Linked DNA regions of Homo sapiens: regions 1 and 3 are each linked to region 2. A link is a loop called in an ENCODE intact Hi-C map of the cell type or tissue named here. Cell type or tissue: heart right ventricle. All regions are shown on one strand. Links, peaks and the distances in the headings refer to the core of each region. The heading gives the core; the rest is flanking DNA. Region 1 overlaps OAZ1 (ornithine decarboxylase antizyme 1). Region 2 overlaps TMPRSS9 (transmembrane serine protease 9). Region 3 holds the start of PEAK3 (PEAK family member 3).

What was found. Peaks named below come from ENCODE experiments on the same cell type or tissue, not always from the same donor. Only the 100,000 strongest peaks of a DNase experiment are listed, where the experiment ranks them.
Region 1: a loop joins it to region 2, with 4 times the contacts of the local background. A loop is called at or near these places in 58 of 110 quality-filtered maps.
Region 3: it touches region 2 in a loop (2.3-fold over the local background); 58 of 110 quality-filtered maps call a loop at or near these places.

The regions. Positions count from the first base shown.
Region 1 is chr19:2,271,890-2,275,973 of GRCh38, forward strand. It overlaps OAZ1 (ornithine decarboxylase antizyme 1), which reads left to right. Exons shown (of 5, transcript NM_004152.3): 3 at 1-65; 4 at 846-931; 5 at 1,083-1,599. The coding sequence ends at 1,219. PEAK3 (PEAK family member 3) reads right to left here. Exons shown (of 4, transcript NM_198532.3): 4 at 2,742-4,084. The coding sequence ends at 3,791. Among named protein-coding and RNA genes, the nearest start is that of OAZ1, 4.4 kb to the left of the region's middle. RefSeq lists enhancers at 648-707, 718-777, 2,218-2,357, 3,162-4,084 and silencers at 978-1,127, 1,588-1,837. In heart right ventricle, for the core only: CTCF peaks have their summits at 2,001 (motif pointing left), 2,204 and 3,372 (motif pointing right); DNase peaks (open chromatin) are centred at 1,982 and 3,372; H3K4me3 peaks cover 1,279 bases; H3K27ac peaks cover 2,179 bases.
Region 2 is chr19:2,389,675-2,393,758 of GRCh38, forward strand. TMPRSS9 (transmembrane serine protease 9) reads left to right here. Exons shown (of 19, transcript NM_001395513.1): 2 at 87-253. The coding sequence starts at 112. Among named protein-coding and RNA genes, the nearest start is that of TMPRSS9, 31 kb to the left of the region's middle. In heart right ventricle, for the core only: a CTCF peak has its summit at 1,777 (motif pointing left); no DNase peak of the experiment used is centred there.
Region 3 is chr19:2,279,835-2,283,918 of GRCh38, forward strand. PEAK3 (PEAK family member 3) reads right to left here and starts at 2,341. Exons shown (of 4, transcript NM_198532.3): 1 at 2,253-2,341; 2 at 1,016-1,101. The coding sequence starts at 1,097. RefSeq lists an enhancer at 2,057-2,196. In heart right ventricle, for the core only: no CTCF peak of the experiment used is centred there; a DNase peak (open chromatin) is centred at 2,427; H3K4me3 peaks cover 1,349 bases; H3K27ac peaks cover 924 bases; H3K27me3 peaks cover 286 bases.

The DNA of each region.
Region 1 (4,084 bases), core at 1,032-3,531, 120 kb before region 2:
CTGAGTGGCGGCAGCCTCTACATCGAGATCCCGGGCGGCGCGCTGCCCGAGGGGAGCAAGGACAGGTGAGGGGCAAGGACAGGCAGGGAGTGCTCACCCAGGGGAGCAGGGACCAGGTGAGGGGCAAGGACAGGCGGGGAGTGCTCACCCAGGGGAGCAGGGACCAGGTGCGGGTTGCTGCCCAAGGGGTGCAGGGACAGATGAGGGAGGGCACTGCCTTCAGGCAGCACATATGGGGGCCACCATCGCTTTGTTGGTGGGGACAGGGTCCCCCCTTTTTTTTTTTTTTGAGATGGAGTCTTGCTTTTGTTGCCCAGGCTGGAGTGCAGTGGCATGATCTTGGCTCACTGCAACCTCTGCCTTCCGGGTTCAAGCGATTCTCCTGCCTCAGCCTCCCGAGTAGCTGGGCTTACAGGCGCCCGCCACCGATGCCCAGCTAATTTTTGTGTTTTTAGTAGAGACGAGGTTTCGCTATGTTGGCCAGGCTGGTCTTGAACTCCTGACCTCGTGATCCGCCCACCTCGGCCTCCCAAAGTGCTGGGATTACAGGCGTGAGCTACCGCTCCCGGCCTGGGGTCCCTTTTTAAAAAGTGCACTCCAAATTCGTACCCTGGGATTCTACCCTCCAAGGGATGCCAGGCAGTGTCAGAGCTTTTCTGTCATGGGGCATGCACGTGGGTGGGTGCAGCGGTGCTGCTCAACACTGTGGTGTCAGGACGGCCCCACCCAGAGGACGATCTGGGCCCCAGGGGGACCCTGGAGTAGAGCGGGCCTCAGGGTAGCTGCTAAGGCCCAGGAGGTAGGCAGGTGGGTCGGGCCAGCCGAGACGCTGACACTCGCTGCAGCTTTGCAGTTCTCCTGGAGTTCGCTGAGGAGCAGCTGCGAGCCGACCATGTCTTCATTTGCTTCCACAAGAACCGCGAGGACAGAGGTAGGTGACCCGTATCGCCTGCAGTAGGGTGCGTGGGGGTGCCTGCGCCGCCCCTTCATTCTCAGCCCGCAGGCACGGTCTCCCTGCGGGGGTGGGGGGTGCGGGCGGGGGGTTCTGGTCGGCAGGGGTTCTGACGGCTTCTCCCCCGCAGCCGCCTTGCTCCGAACCTTCAGCTTTTTGGGCTTTGAGATTGTGAGACCGGGGCATCCCCTTGTCCCCAAGAGACCCGACGCTTGCTTCATGGCCTACACGTTCGAGAGAGAGTCTTCGGGAGAGGAGGAGGAGTAGGGCCGCCTCGGGGCTGGGCATCCGGCCCCTGGGGCCACCCCTTGTCAGCCGGGTGGGTAGGAACCGTAGACTCGCTCATCTCGCCTGGGTTTGTCCGCATGTTGTAATCGTGCAAATAAACGCTCACTCCGAATTAGCGGTGTATTTCTTGAAGTTTAATATTGTGTTTGTGATACTGAAGTATTTGCTTTAATTCTAAATAAAAATTTATATTTTACTTTTTTATTGCTGGTTTAAGATGATTCAGATTATCCTTGTACTTTGAGGAGAAGTTTCTTATTTGGAGTCTTTTGGAAACAGTCTTAGTCTTTTAACTTGGAAAGATGAGGTATTAATCCCCTCCATTGCTCTCCAAAAGCCAATAAAGTGATTACACCCGATGCACCTGGCTCTGTGGTGGTGACGCTGGGGACTGGTGGGAGGAGTGCCTGGGACCACAGAGGGCCCTGGGTGGAGGGGTCGCGGGGGATTTGGCACCCAGGCAGCTGCGGGACCCCTCCCACGGAGGAGACCCCCTGGGCTGGGAGGCCGGGCCCTCAGCTTGGCGCCAGCCTTGCCACTGCTCGCTTGAAGCCCCTTCCTGCCTCGCGTCCCCTTCCGCCCCAGCCTGGGCCTGCGCATGGGGATGTCTGTGCTCCCAACTCAACTTTTGAGTTCGCCGTGTTACTGGCCGCCCCTAGGGACCTGCAGCGCCGTTCGGGGCAGCAGCACTTCCGGCGGGGTCGTGGCCTGGAGCGCTTCCGGGTCTGCAACCCCGCCGTCTGCCCGGCCGCAGCGCCACCTGCCGGCCGCATCCGGGAGCGCCACCCGGAAAATCAGGGCCAGGCCTGGCCGGGAAACCGGCTGGAAAGAGGAGGAAAGGAGGAACTCGAAAAGATTGTAGACTTGGCGAGCGGGCCGGGGGGATATTCAGCCGTCTGAGCGGTGGTGGGGTCGGCCGGGAGGACAAACCTGGACACAGATACCCCCAGCTCATTTGGGCAGCGCAAATGCAGAGAAGGGGCATTAGAGCTGAGGCCATGCAGGATGAATAGGAGTATGAAGCAGAGTAGAGGGGGCTGTTTTCTGGTGTAAAAAACAACTTGGGCAAAGGCGTGGAGGCTGGAAAGTAACCTCCAGGGATGAACGACATGGGGTTGGAGACTCTGAGGAGACTTTGGAAGAGCCCTGTATGTATTCTGAGGCACTGGGGAGCCATGGGAGGTGTTTGAGCTGGAGAGGGACCTCATATCTGGGGTTGGAAAGATCCTCCCAGGACTGCCATGGGGAATGGAATGGAGGGGCAACTCTGAGTCTCCAGGAAGGAAGCCACAGGCAAGGGCAGTGCAGTGTGTCAGAGGCATAAAGGAAGACTCCATCCCCCTCCAGTGAGTCTCCTCTGTGCCTGTTTATTACATCATCCTGTGGTATTAAGTGAGCACCTACTGTGTGCCAAGCCTGGCCTTTGCCCCCAGGGAACTCACAGCCTTGTGGACAGTAACAGAGGAATAAATGCTCCTGAGAGTGGGCGGAGAACGCAGGGTAAGGAGCTAGCGATGGCCCAGAGTGGGCACCTTTATTTGTTTAGAGAAAGTGAAACTGTAGCCGGGCGCGGTGGCTCACGCCTGTAATCCCAGCACTTTGGGAGGCCGAGGCGGACGGATCACGAGGTCAGGAGATGGAGACCATCCTGGCTAACACGGAGAAACCCCGTCTCTACTAAAAATACAAAAAATTAGCCGGGCGTGGTGGCGGGCGCCTGTAGTCCCAGCTACTCGGGAGGCTGAGGCAGGAGAATGGCGTGAACCCGGGAGGCGGAGCTTGCAGTAAGCCGAGATCGTCTCAAAAAAAAAAAAAAAAAAAAAAGAAAAAGAAAGTGGAACTGGAACAGTATGGCAGAGGGAACAGCCTACACAAATGCTTGGGGGCGCGAAAGAAGTTGGTGTGTCACGGAGGAACAGGGAGGGAGGCAGGGTGGGCGCAGAGGGATTGAGGGGAGGTGGCAGGGAACCGCGGGGACTGTTTTAGGGAAGGTGAGTCCAGACCCCGCTGAGATGAGCTGGGTGTCTAAGGTCCCAGGGAGCCTTCCCTTCCCGTGACACCACCAAGCAATTCTCCACCAGGGACAGGGGCATTCACATGCCCAAAATCACTGGCCATCTTCAGCACAAGGGGGTGCTCCAGAGCCAGGAATGCCTCTGGTCCCGGCATTGGCCTCTCATGGAGACAATGACAGAACCCACGCGGAAGAGCGCCCTGGCTGCTGGGGAAGGCAGAACACAGAGAGACATTGATCAGCGGGGTTGTCCACACCTGGAAGTGGCGTGGGGGCCCTGGCTTCAGAGAGCTGCTGCCCAACACAGGAGGCGCTGGCCAGCCCCCAGCCCTGGAGGGGCAGCTGCATTCCTGGGAAGCCCTTGACCCACATCCCCAGCACGGGAGGGGAGGCTCTGGAGTGGGGCATTGCTCTCTCTGCTGCGCTCCTGGACTCTGCAGGAAGAGGGTGTCTTGGCTATCATGGAGACGCTGACCTCAGCCCCAGCCCTGCCTCCTGGGCAGGCCTGGACCAGGTGTGTTCGCCCTGGGTTGGGGTCAGTCCCACAGCAGCGCCAGGGCCTGGCCCATCGAGGACTCGGTGGCCTCGGCCAGGTATTCGCAACACAGCCAGTCCTCGAGGCTGGGAGCTTCCCCACCTGCGGCCCGCTCTGCTAGGCGCAGGACCAGCAGCCCGCGGCGCACCCGCAGCCAGGGCCCGAGCGCTCGGAGCCAGGGACCAAGCGGTGCTCCGCGGCCGCGCAGCTCAGGCCCGGGCCCCCAGAGCAGCGCCTGCAGCGCGCCCCGCGTCCGGGACGCCGAGGGCCGCAAGCGGGTCAGCTGTGCTGCCAG
Region 2 (4,084 bases), core at 747-3,246:
AGGGTATAGTTGCAACCCTTGCTTATGGGAAGAGAAGCACCTTCAGCCTCTGACCCCGTGTTTCTGTCTTGCTGTGTGGCATCCAGCTCGCTGTCTGCGTGTCTCTGAGCCATGGAGCCCACTGTGGCTGACGTACACCTCGTGCCCAGGACAACCAAGGAAGTCCCCGCTCTGGATGCCGCGTGCTGTCGAGCGGCCAGCATTGGCGTGGTGGCCACCAGCCTTGTCGTCCTCACCCTGGGAGTCCTTTTGGGTAAGTGGCTATGGGATTGGCTGGGTTCGCAATACAAGGGACATGTGCAAAGTCACCGGGAAGTGACTTGATGGTGTCTCCTTGGCCATCTGGAATCAAAGGGCAGTGTCTAGGCGTGGAGATGAAGGCTGCCCTAGGCCAGGCGGGTGGGCGGGGAGTGGAGCAGATGAGTTCCTACGTGTGTCAGTTTTCCCGACTAAAGAAGCTCCCGAAGGAAGTTTTCACAGCTGGGGTGACAGAGAAACAGAGACAGGGAAATGACCTTGTTTTAAATTTTGGCAAATCAGCAAAATACCCAAAGTAGTTTTTTTTTTTGTTTTTTTTTTTTTTTGAGACGGAGTCTCTCTCTGTCGCCCAGGCTGGAGTGCAGTGGTGTGATATCTCGGCTCACTGCAAGCTCCACCTCCCGGGTTCACACCGTTCTCCTGTGTCAGCCTCCCCGAGTAGCTGGGACTACAGGCGCCCGCCACCACCCCCGGCTAATTTTTTGTATTTTTAGTAGAGACGGGGTTTCACCGTGTTAGCCAGGATGGTCTCGATCTCCTGACCTCATGATCCGCCCGCCTCAGCCTCCCAAAGTGCTGGGATTACAGGCATGAGCCACCGCGCCCGGCCCCAAAAGTATTTTTATAAAACCGAGCAACTGGGTTGGGCGTGGTGGCTCCCGCCTGTAATCCCAGCACTTTGGGAGGCTGAGGCGGGAGGACCATCGGAGCCCAGGAGTTTGAGAACAGCCTAGGCAACATGATAAAGCCCTGCCTCTACAGAAAATACAAAAAATTACCCAGGCGTGGTGGCACCTGCAGTCCCAGCTACTCAGGAGGCTGAGGCAGGAGAATCGCTTGAACCTGGGAGGCAGAGGTTGCAGTGAGCTGAGATCGCACCACTGCACTCCAGCCTGGGTGACAGAGTGAGACTCTATCTCAAAAAATAAAAACATAATAATAAATTTAAAATAAGGCCGGGTGCAGTGGCTCATACCTGTAATCTCAACTTTTTGGGAGGCTGAAGTGAGCAGATCATGAGGTCAGGAGTTCGAGACCACCCTGACCAACATGGTGAAACCCCATCTCTACTAAAAATACAAGAAAGAAAGAAAGAAAGAAAGGGAGGGAGGGAGGGAGGGAGGCAGGCAGGCAGGTAGGCAGGAAGGAAGGAAGATAGCTGAGCATGGTGGTGCACGCCTGTTATCCCAGCTACTTGGGAGGCTGAGGCAGGAGAATTGCTTGAGCCCAGGAGGAGGCAGAGATTGCAGTGAGCCGAGATCATGCCCTTGCAGTCCAGCCTGGGCAACAGAGCAATTCCATCTCAAAAAAAAAAAAAAAAAAAAAAGTTAATTTTAACATTTAAATGATGATAATAAACAGCAATTTGGGGAGAAATGCTCTCGTGTGGCAAAATAGTAAGTTCGCGATCCTATGAGAATCCTCCTAGGTTTTTTTTTTTCTTTTTTCTTTTTTTTAAAAAATATTTGTGGAACTTCTGGAAACTCCCAGAGCCAGACATGTTTGACTGAGGCCCTCTAGTGGCTGTAGGTACCAAGTACAATACAATTTGGGTTCCTCGTGTGAGTGTATTTGTGTGTTCATGAGTGTGTGCATGGTGCACACGTGTTCATTTGCATGCGTTTGTGCATGCATGTGTGTGTCTGCGTGTGTATCTATGTGTGCATGCGTGTGTGTGTGTGTGTGTCCATCACCTAGTGAGAGGCAGGGGCGGGGCAGAGTTTCTCATCTGCATTGTAACAAATACATTTTGGGAAAAACAGATAAATATAATTCCCATCAGGACCCCCCTGAAAGGAAAGGAAGTCTTTTTTTTTTTTTTTGAGATGGAGTCTCACTCTGTCTCCCAGGCGCGACAGAGTGCAGTGGCACAATCTCAGCTCATCACAACCTCCACCACCCAGGTTCAAGCGATTCTCCTGCCTCAGCCTCCTGGGTAGCTGAGATTACAGGTGTGTGCCACTACGCCGAGCTAATTTTTGTATTTTTAGTAGAGATAGGGTTTTGCCATATTGGCCAGGATGGTCTCAAACTGCTGACCTCAAGTGATCCACCTGCCTTGGCCTCCGAAAGTGCTGGGATTACAGACATGAGCCACCACGCCCCATCAGGAAGTCTTTCAAGAAGCACTTAAGGCCAAGTGTGGTGGCTCCTGCCTGTAATCCCAGCACTCTGGGAGGCTGAGGCAGGAGGATTGCTTGAGCTCAGGAGTTCGAGACCAACCTAGGCAACATAGCAAGACCCCATCTCTACAAAAAATTAAATAATGAAGACAAGAAACATTTAAAATTAAAATTTTATAATGTTTTCAGTGAAAATGAGTGGTTGTGCGTGCCAGTAGTCCCTGCTACTCGGGAGACTGAGGTGGGAGGATTGCTTGAGCCCAGGAGTTGGAGCCTGCAGTGAGCTATGATCACACCACTGCACTCCAGCTTGGGAGACAGAGTGACACCCTGATAAAAAATAAAAAAGAAAAAGAAAAAAGGACATGATGCCAGGCGTAGTGGCTCACGCCAGTAATCCCAGCTCTCTGGGACGCTGAAACGGGAGGATTGCTTGAGCCCAGGAGTTCCAGTTCAGCCTGGTAACATGGTGAAACCCTGTCTCTACAAAAAATGCAGAAAATTAGCCAGGGCCGGGCGAAGCCAGCTGGGCTCCTGAGTCGAGTGGGGACTTGAAGAATTGTTATGTCTAGCTGGAGGATTGTATATGCACCAGTGAACACTCTGTGTCTAGCTAATCTGGTGGGGACTTGGATAACTTTTATGTCTAACTAGAGGATTGTAAATGCACCAATAAGCACTCTGTGTCTAGCTCAAGGTTTATAAACACACCAATCAGTGCTCTGTGTCTAGCTAATCTAGTGGGGACTTGGAGAAATTTTAAGTCTAGCTAAAGGTTTGTAAATGCACCAATGAGCACCCTGTGTCTAGCTCAAGGTTTGCAAATGCACCAATCGCACCAATCAGTGTTCTGTGTCTAGCTAATCTAGTGGGGACTTGGAGAACTTTTGTGTCTAGCTAAAGATTTGTAAATGCACCAATCAGCACCCTGCGTCTAGCTCAGGGATTGTAAACACACCAATCAGCACCCTGTCAAAACGGACCAGTCAGCTCTCTGTAAAATGGACCAATCAGCGCTCTGTAAAATGGGCCAATCAGGAGGATGTGGGTGGGGCCAGATAAGGGAATAAAAGCGGACTGCTGGAGCCAGCAGCGGCAACCGGCTTGGGGACCTTTTCACAGTGTAGAGGATTTGTTTTTTAATTCTCTGCGAGAAATCTTGCTGCTGCTCACTCGTTGGGTGTGAGATGCTTTTATGAGCTGTAACACTCACTGTGAAGGTCTGCAGTTTCACTCCTGAGGCCAGCAAAACCACAAACCCACCAGGAGGAATGAACAACTCCAGACACGCTGCCTTAAGAGCTGCAACACTCCCTGGGAAGGTCTACAGCGTCACTCCTGAAGCAAGCAAGACCACGAACCCACCAGAAGGAAGAAATTCCGAACACATCCGAACATCAGCAAGAACAAACTCCGGACACACCATCTTTAAGAAATGTAACACTCAGCGTGAGGATCCGCAGCTTCATTCTTGAAGTCAGTGAGACCAAGAACCCACGAATTTCGGACACAGTAACATGGGGAAACCCTGTCTCTACAAAAGAATGCAAACAATTAGCCAGGGCCAGGCATAGTAGCTCACCCCGGTAATCCCAGCACTTTGGGAGGCTGAGGCAGGTAGATCATGAGGTCAGGAGTTTGAGACCAGCCTGGCCAACATGGGTGAAACCCTGTCTTTACTAAAATACAAAAATTAGCTGGGC
Region 3 (4,084 bases), core at 882-3,381, 110 kb before region 2:
CGCCTCCTAGGTTCAAGCGATTCTCCTACCTCAGCCTCCCAAGTAGCTGGGACTACAGGTGCCCGCCCGCCACTATGCCCAGCTAATTTTTGTATTTTTAGTAGAGATGGGGTTTCACCATGTTAGCCAGGCTGGTTTCAAACTCCTGACCTCAGGTGATCTGCCTGACTCGGCCTCCCAAAGTGCTGGGATTACAGGCTTGAACCATTGCACCTGGCCTTTTTTTTTTTTTTTTTTTTTTTTTTTGAGATGGAGTCTCCCTCTGTCGCCCAGGCTGGAGTGCGGTGGCTCAGTCTTGGCTCACTGCACCCTCTGCCTCACAGGTTCAAGCGATTCTCCTGCCTCAGCCTCCCGAGTAGCTGGAATTACAGGCATGCACCACCATGTCTGGCTAATTTTTGTATTTTTAGCAGAGACAGGTTTTGCCATGTTGGCCAGGCTGGTCTTGAACTCCTGGCCTCAAGTGATCCTCCTCCTTGGCCTCCCAAAGTGCTGGGATTAAAGGGTGGGATTACAGGCATGAGTTACCGTGCCCAGCCTCTCTCTCTTTTTAATGGTATATATTTTTTTCTATTTCATGGCTCACTGCAGCCTTGACCTCCTGGGCTCAAGGGATCCTCCCACCTCAGCTTCCCGAGCAGCTGGGACTGCAGGCTCTTGACACCATGTCCATCTCATTTTTTTTGTTTTGTAGAGATGGGGGGCGGGTCTCATTATATTGCCCAGGCCGGTCTTGAACTCCTGGCCTCAAGGGATCCACCTGCCTCAGCCTCCCAAGGTGCTGGGATTACAGGCGTGAGCCACCACGCCCCGCCCACCAACCCACAGGTTATTTTTCAGCCCTGGCCTACTCCGGGCCTTCCCGGAGGTCACTCATTTTACCAGCTGCTGCTGTTCCCAGAGGCCATGGTGCCCGGCAACCTCCTGCCGCTCCCTGCACCCACCTGCCGCTCCCTGCACCCCCCTGCCGCTCCCTGCACCCCCGCAGCCCAGGGCTCCCTGGGGAGCTGCTTACCAAGGTTGCTATACGTGGGCTGAGTCGACCAGGTGGGGTTGTCGGGCTCGGGGGGCTCTGTGGGGGGCTCCGGGCTGCTCATGTTGCTGGGGAAAGGTCAAACGGGGCGTGTGTGGGGTGACCGTGTGCACGCACAGGGCGACATGGGGAGGGGTCCGTGAGTGCTGGGGCCTGGGAGACCGTCGAGGCCTCCTGCTCCAGGGCCCTTGGTGAGAACAGGCGCACCCACACTCCACTCCCTTGTCCAGTTTTGACCCTGCTGTGTGATCCCGAGTGGGTTTCCTGTCCTCTCTGGGCCCCTGCTGTGTGATCCCGAGTGGGTTTCCTGTCCTCTCTGGGCCCCTGCTGTGTGATCCCGAGTGGGTTTCCTACTCTCTCTGGGCCCCTGCTGTGTGATTCTGAGTGGGTTTGCTGCCCTCTCTGGGGCCCTGCTGTGTGATCCTGAGTGGGTTTGCTGCCCTCTCTGGGCCCCTGATGTGTGATCCCGAGTGGGTTTCCTGCCCTCTCTGGGGCCCTGCTGTGTGATCCCGAGTGGGTTTCCTACTCTCTCTGGGCCCCTGCTGTGTGATTCTGAGTGGGTTTCCTGCCCTCTCTGGGGCCCTGCTGTGTGATCCCGAGTGGGTTTCCTACTCTCTCTGGGCCCCTGCTGTGTGATTCTGAGTGGGTTTGCTGCCCTCTCTGGGGCCCTGCTGTGTGATCCTGAGTGGGTTTGCTGCCCTCTCTGGGCCCCTGATGTGTGATCCCGAGTGGGTTTCCTGCCCTCTCTGGGGCCCTGCTGTGTGATCCCGAGTGGGTTTCCTGCCCTCTCTGGGGCCCTGCTGTGTGATCCCGAGTGGGTTTCCTACTCTCTCTGGGCCCCTGCTGTGTGATTCTGAGTGGGTTTCCTGCCCTCTCTGGGGCCCTGCTGTGTGATCCCGAGTGGGTTTCCTGCCCTCTCTGGGCCCACTTCCTCAATCATGAGGCAGGTCTGTCACCCATCAATTTTCCAGGCAGTGGGAAGGACCCCCCTCTGCACGTTTGGGATGGGGACAGAGTGTTCAGCCTGAGGACAGGCCTTTGGGGGTCAGTTGCGGGGGAGACAGTGTCCAGGGACCCAGGGATCCACACTCAGGCCTCATCCCCGAGGGCTCAGCCGTGCGGTTGCTGCCGGCAGCCAGGCCTCGACCCACCCCCGCCCAGATCCCAACCTCAAAAAGTGGCCGCTTCTGTCCAGCTCCCCGCTCCAGGAGCCCCCTACCTTCAAGACTGGCGTGCCCTCTGGGGGAGGAGGGGTCCGTGGGGACAAACTCCCAATGGCCACAGCCCCTGGCCTCGCAGGAGGGGTCTGACCTGGCGCCGGCAGCTGACAGGAAAACGTCCGGCCCACTGTCAGACCGCAGCCCGGGGTGGGGAGGGGACATTTCTGCAACACTTCCCCAGCAGCCGAGGCCGCCGCCTCCCCTGCCCGCCCGCAGAGGACAGGATGTAACCGGGAGGGAACAGCCTGGACAGAGACCAGGAGGTGGGATCTGAAAGTCAATAGCCCCAGGGCTGACAGCCGGGTGGGGGCAGTGGAAGGCCCCCCACAGCCTCAGAGGCCAGGCTGGGGTGCGGGGCAGTGGGGAGCCCTGTGAGATGGGGAGAGAGGGGCAGAGCTGGCCCACCGTAGGGGAGCGCACAGAACACGGTGGCGGCTGTCCCTGGAGAAGGTGCAAGTGGGGTCTGTGGGTTTCACTTCCCCGGGAACCACCTCCCCTCCTGCGGCAGCATCTGAGGAGCCCCCAGCGGCCCCCTGCCCCATCCCAGGGCCCCCGAATGTGGAGCGTGGGCGAGGACCCTCCCGGCTCTGCCGCGCCTCGCTGTGTGACTGCGGGCAAATCCCCACCCTCTCCGTGCTCCGGCGAAGAAAGAAGAGTGGCTCCCACATCCCGCCTGCTAACAGCCACGCCTGCTGGATTTTTCTTTGAAAAGATGGAATCGGCTCGTTTTCCCCCTTCCCCCTTCCTCACTGCCTCGATGCATTTATTTAGAAAAGACGTTTTAGATAAAATCACCATAAATGGAAAAATCAAGAATGGAAAAAACCCAAGGAAAAGCAGACGCGGGGTGAAATTCCAGCTGAACTGCGTGCCTGTCAAAACTGTCTTTTTCTTTGGAGACAGGGTCTCACACTGTTGCCCAGGCTGGAGCGCAGTGGTGCAATCCCAGCTCACTGCAGCCTGGAACGAGCTCCTGGGGCGATCCTCCCTCCTCGGCCTCCCAAAGTGCTAGGATCACAGGTGTGAGCCACCCTGCCCGGCCCCAAAGATGTTTTTGCTGCAAGGATTGAGTGTATTTTATGTGGGATCCCCGATCCCGTTTCCCTTAGGGAAAATGGGCCCAGAAAGAGTAGGGGCTCCATCCAGGGTCACGCAGCAGCTCGAGGCTGGGAGCAGAGGTCCACAGAGCCACTGCTGAGTCCCCCTGGCCTCCCCCAATCCCCTGAGAAGGGGCAGGAGGGGAAGGAGACTACATTTTTCTTATGAACTTCCCTTGAGTGGGTCCCATGCCACACTTTTTTTTCTTTGAGGCAGGGTCTAGCTCCGTCCCCTAGGCTGGAGTGCCGTGGTGTGATCATAGCTCACTGCAGCCTCCGCCTCCTGGGCTCAAGTGATTCTCCCACCTCAGCCTCCTGAGTAGCTGGGACCACTGGTGTGCACCACCATGCCTGGTTAATTTTTATTTTATTTATTTATTTTTGAGATGGAGTCTCACTCTGTTGTCCAGGCTGCAGTGCAGTGGCGCAATCTTGGCTGACTGCAACCTCCGCCTCCCGGGTTCAAGCAATTCTCCTGCCTCAGGCTCCCAAGTAGCTGGTACTACAGGCGTGCACCACCACACCTGGCTAATTTTTGTATTATTATTATTATTTTTAGTAGAGTTGGGGTTTCACCGTGTTGGCCAGCCTGGTCTCGAACTCCTGACCTCAGGTGACCTGCCCGCCTCAGCCTCCCAAAATGCTGGGATTACAGGCGTGAGCCACTGCGCCCGCCACAGAGTTTAAAATGATGCAAAGGCTGGGCACATGCCTGTAATCCCAGCACTTTGAGA